2 separate regions of the Homo sapiens genome follow, and region 2 is linked to region 1. A link is a contact called in ENCODE Hi-C or POLR2A ChIA-PET data. All regions are on one chromosome and are shown on one strand. The core of a region is the stretch at or near the end of the contact, and the rest is flanking DNA. Distances in the headings are between cores, read along the strand shown.

The links. A loop is a pair of places that touch in the nucleus more often than their neighbours do. ChIA-PET counts read pairs that join two places held with the same protein, here RNA polymerase II (POLR2A). Pooled maps may share reads with other maps.
Region 2: a map of ascending aorta shows a loop between it and region 1 (9-fold over the local background). The contact joins two enhancer-like sites. A Hi-C loop is called at or near these places in 3 of 168 maps with a recorded cell type or tissue (Caco-2, ascending aorta and naive thymus-derived CD4-positive, alpha-beta T cell) and 7 of 50 pooled maps. POLR2A ChIA-PET finds 5 or more read pairs at or near these places in 8 of 52 experiments (A673, B cell, CD4-positive, alpha-beta T cell and 5 more).

Annotation. Positions count from the first base shown.
Region 1 is chr10:69,359,812-69,365,019 of GRCh38, forward strand. HK1 (hexokinase 1) reads left to right here. Exons shown (of 18, transcript NM_000188.3): 3 at 86-234; 4 at 4,972-5,091. Among named protein-coding and RNA genes, the nearest start is that of HK1, 44 kb to the left of the region's middle. Within about 2 kb of position 2,965, at least 20 of the 41 ENCODE cell types and tissues checked have a DNase peak (open chromatin) inside an H3K27ac peak, as active enhancers do; they include ascending aorta, where a contact is called at or near this core.
Region 2 is chr10:69,406,308-69,411,515 of GRCh38, forward strand. It overlaps TACR2 (tachykinin receptor 2), which reads right to left. Exons shown (of 5, transcript NM_001057.3): 3 at 2,615-2,768; 4 at 777-973. Among named protein-coding and RNA genes, the nearest start is that of TACR2, 8.0 kb to the right of the region's middle. RefSeq lists silencers at 2,327-2,606, 2,897-2,996. Within about 2 kb of position 2,669, at least 31 of the 41 ENCODE cell types and tissues checked have a DNase peak (open chromatin) inside an H3K27ac peak, as active enhancers do; they include ascending aorta, where a contact is called at or near this core.

The sequences.
Region 1 (5,208 bases), core at 1,715-4,214:
CTACGCCCTGCCAGGAAGCGGGCATGGTATGTGGCTTCCCCTTAACATTTGAATCTCATGTGATACCTGTTGTCTCCCTAAACAGAAAAGGGAGATTTCATTGCCCTGGATCTTGGTGGGTCTTCCTTTCGAATTCTGCGGGTGCAAGTGAATCATGAGAAAAACCAGAATGTTCACATGGAGTCCGAGGTTTATGACACCCCAGAGAACATCGTGCACGGCAGTGGAAGCCAGGTGGGTCCCTGCTCCCTCCGGGTCACCCCGTCGGGCCAGCATCCCCTTGGTTACCTCCAGGAACCAGGCCTCAAAGCACTGGCATCCCAAGCCCCTGGAAGAGGGTTGCTGGAAAGAGTCCCTCATAGATGCATATGTAAAAGGACTCCTGGGCAGAGGATGTGACAGCCTGCATGGGGGCCCTGCTTAAACAGAGGCTCTCCGTCTGGGCAAACTGGTGTAGTGGAAGTGGGCTGCTTGGACTAGCAGAGTCTGGGTTTGAGGAGGGAGGCTCCGCAGCTCTGTTGGGTAAATGCACTCATTCCCTGTGGATCCTGGGGTCGGTTCCCCAGTGCAGGTTTAGCAGAGCCCTGGGTGAAAATGCCCTTTTCTCCTGGTCATTGGCCTCACCCACTTACTGGAGGCCCCGGCCTTGTAGGGTATGGCTGTGGCCTTGTCGGGCAGGAATGAGGTCTCACAGCTCTGGGCTATTTGGGGGCTTCTTGTTACCTGATTTAGAATACCATTGCACAAGCCCTTGGCACAGAAAGCAGAGGAAGCAGGGAAATCACGGTCCCCTCCTTTTACACTCCTGTTGGGGCTCCCCACGCTGGGCCCCCAGGAAGGGCTGCCCTTCCTCCCTGCCCAAGGGGCTGTGGGCATGCCTAGGAAGGGCCTGTCCACCTGCCCCCTCCTCTCTGGGTGCGGGGAGTGGTGGGTCTGTAGCTCACTGAGGACCCTGTGATCAGGGCTCAGGCAGCCCACTGCAGGTTTTCAGTCATTTCTGGGTCCCTAAGCCCGTCGTGGGGCAAGGTGCACTCCTCCTCTCTCCTGTAGACATTCTGGCTCCTCCAGTCTGGCTCGCCTCCTGAGTTGTGGCTGCTGTCCAGCATATGTACTCAGAGCTGGCCAAATGTTTGCTTTAAGGAGGGTGTGCTCACCGCAAGGTTCATGACTAAGATTTCCAGGGAACTCTGGTTCTGGGGTGGACTTCGAGATGAGACCCAGGAGCCTTCTCTTGACTCTACTGTGCTCTTAAGTTCTTGTGGGTGGGACCTGGAGCAAGCCACCAAGCCTTTTCTTTGTCCAAGAGACAAGGGCTAATCCTGGCTAACCTGCTCCCTGGGATTTGGGTTCAGAGCCCTTCAGATTATGTCACAGTGAGTGTCACAGGTGACACTGTCACTAGAGCAGGTGAGCCACTTTATAGTAGGCCACCAAAGCTGGGTGCATCACTACTGGATGGCCCTGCCCAAGGGCTCCCCTGCTACTCCCATTACTGGGGCTGCAGAGACTGGCCCATCCATCTGGCGCCTGCACAAAGGCTGCCAGCTGGTAGGTCTCTTGACCATGCCCAGTTGGCTGCTGCATTGCTTCTCCTTGCAGGTGGCCAGCAGCCCATGGTTTGGCATCCTGCACTTTCTGTTTGGAACACACACTGGCCTATCACTCTGTTTCCCAAGGTCCTTGGGTTGAGCTACCTAAGCCTGGCGCATTCAACACTGAGACTCACCCTGTGCTGCAAACATTCCCTGTGTGTTTTACAAACATTCCCTGTGTGTTTTGGCTTGACCTTTTAGGAGCAAGGTTTGTTAATTAAGGGAGTACCCTCACCTTCTTACCACTGCCCTCTTCGTCTCTCCCAGCCTCTATCCCCATCGTCCCCTCTTCTCAGTCCTAGAATCACTTTATTTCCTACTGTCTCTGTTTCTTCCTCTCCTCCTTTTAAGCAGCCTGAAAAGAGGATGATGACGATAATCATGATAATGTAGTACCATTATAGCAAATTCTTTTTTTTCTTCTTTTTTTTAAGACGGAGTTTTACTCTTGTTGCCCAGGCTGGAGTGCAGTGGCGCGATCTCAGCTCACCACAACCTCCGCCTCCCGGGTTCAAGTGATTCTCCTGCCTCAGCCTCCCAAATAGCTGGAATTACAGGCATGCGCCACCACACCTGACTAATTTTGTATTGTTCGTAGAGATGGGGTTTCTCCATGTTGGTCAGGCTGGTCTGGAACTGCCTGTTCAGGTGTGAGCCACCACACCCAGCCCAGAGCACTTTTAAGCTTTAATAAATTCAGAAGCACAAATGGAACATTCTTAAAATATCACTTACTTAGTTGTGGGAATTTTGAATAGTAAATGTTTTAAGTTTTTGTATTAGCCATCATTTGCCATCTTTAATAAGAGTGACTGAGTCTTTATTTTTATTTTAAATTATTAAAAAAATTTTTTTTTAAAGATGGGATCTTGCCAGGTTGCCCAGGCAGATCTCAAACTCCTGGACTCAAGCGATCCTCCCACTTTAGCCTCCCAAAGTGCTGGATTATAGATGTGAGCCACTATGCCTGGCCATAGTGTGTGTATTTCTCAAATAAAGAGTGTGTTGTCAGGCAAGAAGAGAAAATAATGTTTTTTTTTTTTTTTTTAAGACACTAAAGCTTTGAGTTCAGAGCGGTTAGGTGACTTTTTTTCCTGGTTGATCGCAGACATAGTCTAGCCTGGGGCGGGTCACTTCCTGCCTCTTTGGGCAGGCTTGTCACCCTGGATCACCAGCACTCCAGAAACGGCCTTTCCTTCTCAATGGTGCACTCTGGGGAGTTGTGTTTGGCCTGGATCCGGGAACTGGTGACAGGTCCCATTCATGGGAATCCATTTGAGTTCTGCCCCTTCCTGAGGCAGCCTTCCCTTCACCCGGCCTTCTCTCCCGAGGCTGCAGGAGAGTCTGGAGCCTCCGAGTGCAGATGGCGTGGGGCGCCAGGACCAACTTAGTAATGAGTTTATATCAGTCTGCAATGTAGGTCGCAGGAAGCTTAGCCGGCTTCTCTGGGGAGGGTCATGTGTCAACTCAGCCTAAGATGCCAGCTGCTCTGCAGCCTGAGTAATAGTGACTCAGGGATAGAAGGTCCTACATTAAAATTGACCAGGCGTTCTATTACTCTGGCAACAAAGTCCGACTTTAGAGCTGGCTTGGGGGGGATCTGGGGAAAGATGGGAACAGCAGTAATGACTTCTGGCCCCCTCATGAGGCCCTGCAAGTAAAGCCTTCAGGCAGCTGGCCTTGTCTGGGAGTTCGGGCTGGGGCCACTTCATGTGACTATGGTTTGGCTCTCCTAAGACAGCCTTCTTCTGGGTTCCAAAAAGCTCCATGGCTGTGTCACTGCCATGTGTAAGGGAGGTCTAGTGTCATGAGAGTCATGTGAAAGAGACAAGGGGTTAGCTAGGCTGTGGCATGGCTGCCAAAAGTGTATATATATACGCTCAGGTTGGATTACTAGAGGCAGAGAGATAAAGAAGGGAGGTTCTTAGTTCTACTAACCACTCTTCTGGTTAGAACACACATAGAATATTATCTTCTGTTCTGATTATATTTTGAGACAGGGTCTCACTCTGCTGCCCAGGCTGGAGTGCAGTGGTATGATCATGGCTCACTGTAGCCTCGACCTCCTGGGCTCAGGGGATCATCTCATCTCAGCCTCCCAAGTAGCTAGGACTACAGGCATGTGCCAGCATGCCTGGCTAATTTTTAAGCTTTTTGTAGAGAGGAGGTCTCACTTTGTTGCCCAGGCTGGTGTCAAACTCCTGGGCTCAAGTGATCCTCCTGCCTTGGCCTCCCAAAGTATTGGGATTACAGACGTGAGCCACCATGCCTGGCCCTGGTTATATTTTAGAGATGAAGGGAATTATTAGAGAGATCCAAAAAGATTACCTTAGAGGTGTTGAGCCTCTCCTCATGGGCAGTATTCATGTAGAAGCTAGGGACCCAGTGTTCCAGGCTCTTTCTAGCAGATTCCTAAGATATGTATGTACCTGATAAGTCATAGATAACATGTTATAGCACAGGCAAGCTTAAGCTACAGTGCGGTAGATAAATTGTGGTATATTCATACCAAGGAATACTGTGCGGCAATGAGAATGAACAGTTGTCAAAGACAACTCCGTGGATGACTGTCATCCACATGGTGTCGAGTGAAAGAACACAGACACCAAAGAGCACACACGGTCTCATTTCCCTTTAGACACACCAAACAAACAGGCAGATGTAACTGAGGGTGATAGACGTCGGGGTGGCTGGCAGTTGCCCTTGGGCTGGGTGGTAGCGGTAGTGACTGCAGGGGCAGAAGGGGGCATATTACAGGTGTTTCTCCATCTCGTGTTTCTCCATCTGGGTGCTGGTTACATGGATAGCTGCAGCTTGTGAGAATCCAGTGAACTCTGCACTTAGGATGTGTGTACTTTTTGGGGTATGCATAAGACACTTCAGTAAAAAGTAACATTATGACAGTCTGAATTGTTAAGTCACTCCAGTGGGCTAGAGGCTGTGGAATTGCCCTCAGAGTTTCTGAAATTTTCAGAGAGCGTGGCGTCGGGCGGGGCGGGAAGGCCACTCCACCTGGTGGCTGGTGGAGATCCGTGACCTGTGTGTTATGAAGGCATAGCTGGTTTTCTATTATTTTTCCATTTTTCTCAGTACCCAGATGTTGCATATTAGTGACCACTGAGAGGCCAGTTCTGTTGAAGGCTTTGAATTGCTTCTTAAGAGCTGTACTTGCCCACAGGGTAGCTTTTGAAAAGTGACTCTTCTCTGCATTCACACACAGCATGGCTTTTCAGACAGGGCCACCAGGTCCCAGGAGTACGAGCACTTTGTTTGGGTAGATGTATTCCTTTCTGTGTGTGTGGGAGGGAATGGTTTATATTTTTCTATGAAATGCTAAGCCTGCTTTGGGGCCCCCTGACTGCTCTCATGTTTCCTTCAGCTTTTTGATCATGTTGCTGAGTGCCTGGGAGATTTCATGGAGAAAAGGAAGATCAAGGACAAGAAGTTACCTGTGGGATTCACGTTTTCTTTTCCTTGCCAACAATCCAAAATAGATGAGGTAAGGATGTTCTGGGATTATCGGGCTCTGCAGATGCCCCGGGATGGAAAAGCTAACAAGCCCTTTTCTCCACAACTTTTCCCCTTTGTTGGCAGAATGGTTTGCATGTCTGGTATT
Region 2 (5,208 bases), core at 1,419-3,918, 46 kb after region 1:
TCTGCAGAACTCCTGGGGCTGGGTTCCTCCCTGACTCACCACCCCCCACCTCTCCAGGTGCCCCAGAGCAAGTGCAGGCCCCTCTCTGGGACTCATTTCCTCAGAATCACGAGGCGTAGGGAAACTGGATGATGCCAGGAGAGTGAGATTCTGGCCCCCTCCTTCCTGGCTGTCTCTGACAGGGTCACTTCCCAGCTGCCCTGAAAGTCCCTGGAGGACAGGGCATGCACTGTGAGCTTTCCAGGGAGCAGCCTGCCCCACCCCTGTGCTGGCCCCAGCCCCCATCCACTGCTTCCACTGCCGGATGGGTGCCATTCACTTGGCTCCAGGAAAGCCCTCAGTAGGAAGCTTGTGAAAATACTAGAACAGAAGTCAGTCCCTCCCTCCCGCTACTTAGCTTTTCTTTCCTTCGTCTGTCTGTCCCACCCCCTCTCTGTGACTCTCCCCTCCCCTTCATCTCTCTGGCCCTCCCTTCTCTCTTCTCTTGCCCCAGACACAGAACCCAGAAGAGCCAGCAGGAACAGACAGACAGTGAGAGCTACAGCCTGGGAGACGGTGAGGATTTGGGGAGGAAGGGGGCTCAAGCTAGGCCCAGGCCAGAGGGATTATTGTGCTGGGGGCTGAGTGTGAGGACGGCTTTCTCATGTAGGCTGGGGGCACAGGGCCACAGGTTCCGGCAGGAATGAGGATGGATGCTTGAGCTGTGCAGGGGAGCCCACCTGGGGCTGGGCAGTGGGGCCCTGAGGGCAGAGGGTGGGGCTGGAGTGGGGGCTCACCTGTGGTTGAGACAGCAGTAGATGATGGGATTGTACATGGTAGAGCTCATGGCCAACCAGAAGAGTGCCAGGTAGACTTGCTGGATGAACTTGTGGCAGTAGATGTCCTCCTGGAAGCTGCCCAGGATGAAGTAGAGGTGGTAGGGCAGCCAGCAGATGGCAAACGTCAGCACCACCAGCACCATGGTCTTCACAAACTGGTCCAGGAGAGGCTCAAGTTACTTCTTAGTGCCCAAGCCCCAGCCCCAGCCCTCCGAGGGCAGACACAGAGGACCCCTTGCACCCACCTGGGAACTGCTCCACACACAGACCCCGTTAGCTCTATTACTCAGGCCTCTGAGCATGTTTTGCCCAGACCTTCCTGAGCCCCCAACCTCAGAGGCCTGTGCTCAGGCAGGTCCCTCTGCCCATACTGCCATCCTTCCTTTGAAGTCCTCACTCCTTGAAGCCCAGCTCAATGGCCACTTCCTACAAAAGGTGTCTGGGACCCCTTCATTCACTGCAGCTCCCCCTCCCTGGAGAGTGGCTGAGCTCTCTCTCCTAACCCCATCCCTGGGGGAGCCCCTGTGTCAGCTATGCGTTCCCAGGACGCCCCCTCTCTGGGATCCGTATCGGCACAGCCCTTCTCTCTGTGGGCTGTAAGGTTCCAACCAGGGACCCCTGCCTCTGCCCACGGGTCAGCTCCTGGACCTCCCCCTCCTCAGAGCCTGGCCCCTGCAGGCACACTCCTGCTCCGTTTGGCAGCCCAGCATGCCAATTACAAAAGGTCTGGGGGCTCCTGGGCACCCTGATCCTCACGTAGGATCTGGGTTGAGACCCCTAGTGTGGAGCAGATGGAGGCCAGTGCTCCATGAGGGGCACCAGATGGCGCCCATGTGCAGCTATCTCCCCGAACCACCCTGTGAAAGATGCCTACTTTTGGGTGAGAAGCATGGCTTTGACCTGGCTACATGATGTGGTTAACCCATTACCTCCCCTGTTGCCTGGTAGGAAGGGGGCAAGGACAAGCTTGGACTGAAGGAGGGTGAAGGGGGTCTTGGGCACAGAGGGCTACATCAGGACCTTCGGGGGACCCTGGATGGCAGGGAGTAGGGGGACACTGCCACTTCCGGAAGAAACTGGAGACAGATTTGATGAAGCTGGACAACTATCTGGTCTCCACGACCTCCGGGGTCCGCAGTTCCAGCCTTTGAGGGCTCTCCTGTGACTGTCAGGCACCTTCTATAGTTCTGTGGGGCTTCTCAATTTCAACATTCTGATTATTCAAAAAGTCTAAGATTTTAATATTTTATCATTCTAAGATTCTTGGGGGTATCTGAATTCTACGGGGCTTTAGGAGTCCCTGACTCCCCTAACATTCTGGGAAGTTAATTTTTTTTTGTCTTTTTTTTTTCTTCCTTTTTGTGGAGAACGGGGTCTCGCTATGTTGCCCAGGCAGGTCTCGAACTCCTGGGCTCAAGCTATCCTCCCGCCTCTGCCTCCCTGAGAGCTGGGATTACAGGCGTGAGCCGCCGCGCCCGGCAAGTTTCTTTAATTTTGTATTTGGCCAAAGACCAAAGGCAAATCCGCCCGGCTGGGAGGAACGCGGTCAGGCTCTGGCCCCAGACTTCGCGCGAAGGCAGCTTCCGCAAGCTTCTCCCGGGCGCCCTCTTGCGGACCGGCCTTGAGACCGTAAGGGCGGCTCCCCAGGGCGGGGTCAGGCCCCGTCCCGCCCCCGTCCCGCCCCCGTCCCACCCCCGTCCCACCCCGTCCGGCCCCGCCCCCATGAGGCCTCGCCCCCGCCAGCCCCCCGCCCCCTCCAGGCCCCGCCCCCTCCAGGCCCCCGCCCCCGCGCCCACCTTCTTCATGGCCTGCAGGTGGCGCAGGTTGGCACCGTGCGCCTGATGTCCGGGCACTGCGCGCCTCCAGAGCGTGAGGCCGATGACGCTGTAGGCTACAAACATCACCGCGAGCGGCAGGAAGTAGATGAGGGCGATCACCACGAGGTGGTACCTGCAGGGAGAGCCGAGGCCTGGGCAGCGGAGGGCCCGGGGGCGACTCCGAAGTCTGCCAGCGCCTGGTCCTGGGACCCCGCGGGCACTGTGGAGCCGCCCCTGCGGGCCCACCCTGGGCGCCTCCCAGGGACTTGGTTTGATTTAAACAAAAATAAAGGTGGCATTGGGTAGCCTGTGTGCCAGGAGACGGCTTCCCTGCAAAAGGGACGCCAGCAGTAGCCCTGCGTCCTTCCATATCACATCCTTCCACGTGATAGACACGTGTCAAAAAAAGGAAAAGTGAATGAAACAAATTAAGAAATAATTTGTTTGCAATTTAAAATGCCATTAAGCACAAAGGAGGCAGTAAAATTATCCCACTCCCACCACTATTAACATTAACTATTAATATCTGGCATATTTTTTCCAGAATCATATGTATGAATAGTAGTCACCCCTGATGGGAGTTTCACTTTCCCGGGTTTCAGTAACCCCTCCCAACTGCGGATCCAAAATAGGGGAGGAGAGTACAACAAGATATTTTGAGAGGGAGAGACCTCATTCACAGAAGTTTAATTACAGTATATTGTTATACTTGTTCTGTTTTATTACTAGTTACTGTTAATCTCTTACTGTGCCTAATTTATAAATTAAACTTTATCATAGGTATGTTGAGGAAAAAAACAGTATATATCTATATAGAGAGAATTCAGTGCTATCTGAAGTTTCAAGCATCCACCGGGTGTCTTGGAGTGTATCCTACAGTATAGCCATATATGTATACGTATACGTATATGTATATGTATATGTATATATATATATATACATATATACATATATATATATACATATATATATATATATATATATATATATATATATATATAATCTGTATCTGTCTGGATGGATAGAATGACTGGTGTTAATAAGGCTCCATCTGCACCAACATCGCTATGGAGGCATGGGACAGTGGAAAAGCGCCATATATCACATGCTGCTGTGTCATCTGCTTATGGTTTATCAGCATTTGGCTGGGAACCTCGTTTGTGTCAGCAAATGCTCTTTCATACCACCTTTGAGGAAGTGATGCAGAGTACCATTGCGTGGCTTCCTACCCCGTCCCCAGGGAGGACACTGGGTTGTGTTGAGGCTTTTCATTTCCTTTTGGAAACAGTGTAGGCCAGGCGTGGTGGCTCATGCCTGTAATCCCTAAACTTTGGGAGACCAGGATGGGAGGACTGCTTGAGCCCAGGAATTTGAGACCAACCTGGGCAAGATAGTGAGACCCTATCTCTATTAAAAAAAATTAAAAAAATTAGCCAGGCGTAATGGGGCACACCTGTAATTCCAGCTACTCAGGAGGCTGAGGCAAGAGGTTCACTTGAGCCCAGGAGATCGAGGCTGTAATGAGCTATGATTGGGCCACTGCACCCTAGCCTGGGCGATAGAGTGAGACCCTGTCAAAAAAAAAAAACAAAAAAACGACAGTGTCCCCAGTTCTCAGATCTCTGGTTTATGAGTGACGCTGCAGCCTCTCTCTGATGAGCTGCAGGCTGGGGACTGACTCCTCGGCAGGTCTGCAGTGGGAACCTGTGGAGACAAAAGTGACTCCATCTTGGATGCCACTCCCCTGTGTTGACTTCCGATTCGCCCCAGTCTTGTGAATGCCTTCTGATTTCTACTTTATTTACTGCCCCTAGTGTAAGAACATGTCAACCTTGATGTTACTCCACAAATCGTAGGCTGTGACTCACGTAGCGTTCTTGCCTGTTCTGGAGGGCTGCCTTTGGTTGTCTTGCTGGAGCACGAATACCCTTTCCCTATGGTATCTAAGCCTTGCATCTGGGGTGTGAGAATGCAGAGCTCCACCTGTCTTGTGGCCACCCAAGATCCCACTTCGGTCTGTAAATTCCCTCAATAAATCACCCAATATTGACAAACTGGATTTGTTCTGCCTCCTTCTTTGGGTCTGGGCTCCTTTGGCATTTGGGGGTCCCTTTCATGGAACAGAGTCCTTAGAGCATTCCACCAATGGGCCTGAGACCCCTGGTCCCGTCATTTGACTTTTTCTTTCTTACTGGGAGGACTGAGGTGTTCCCAAACCTCCTGCTTCTACCTGCCACATGCTAGGCTTGCTGCGCCCCTTTCTAGAGGTGCTGCTACCCCAAGGGAAGGGGACCCATGGTGAAACCACCTTTGCAAAAATAACGAGGAAATTACGACAGTGAAAGAAATCAGACCTAACCAACTCTATCTTGCTTCTAATCCTTAAGCTGTCCTTGTTCATGCCTGGGTGTAGGCCGAGCTATCTTTGGGAAGGAATTCAGTTCATGATTTTACTCTGAAGCAAAATTGATAACAGCCCTTTCCTGAAAAGACCCCCTTCTTGCCTGGGATCCAATCTGCCTTTCCAGGACTAACAACTTAGCTACAAGGATAGAAATTATTTAGGGGTCATG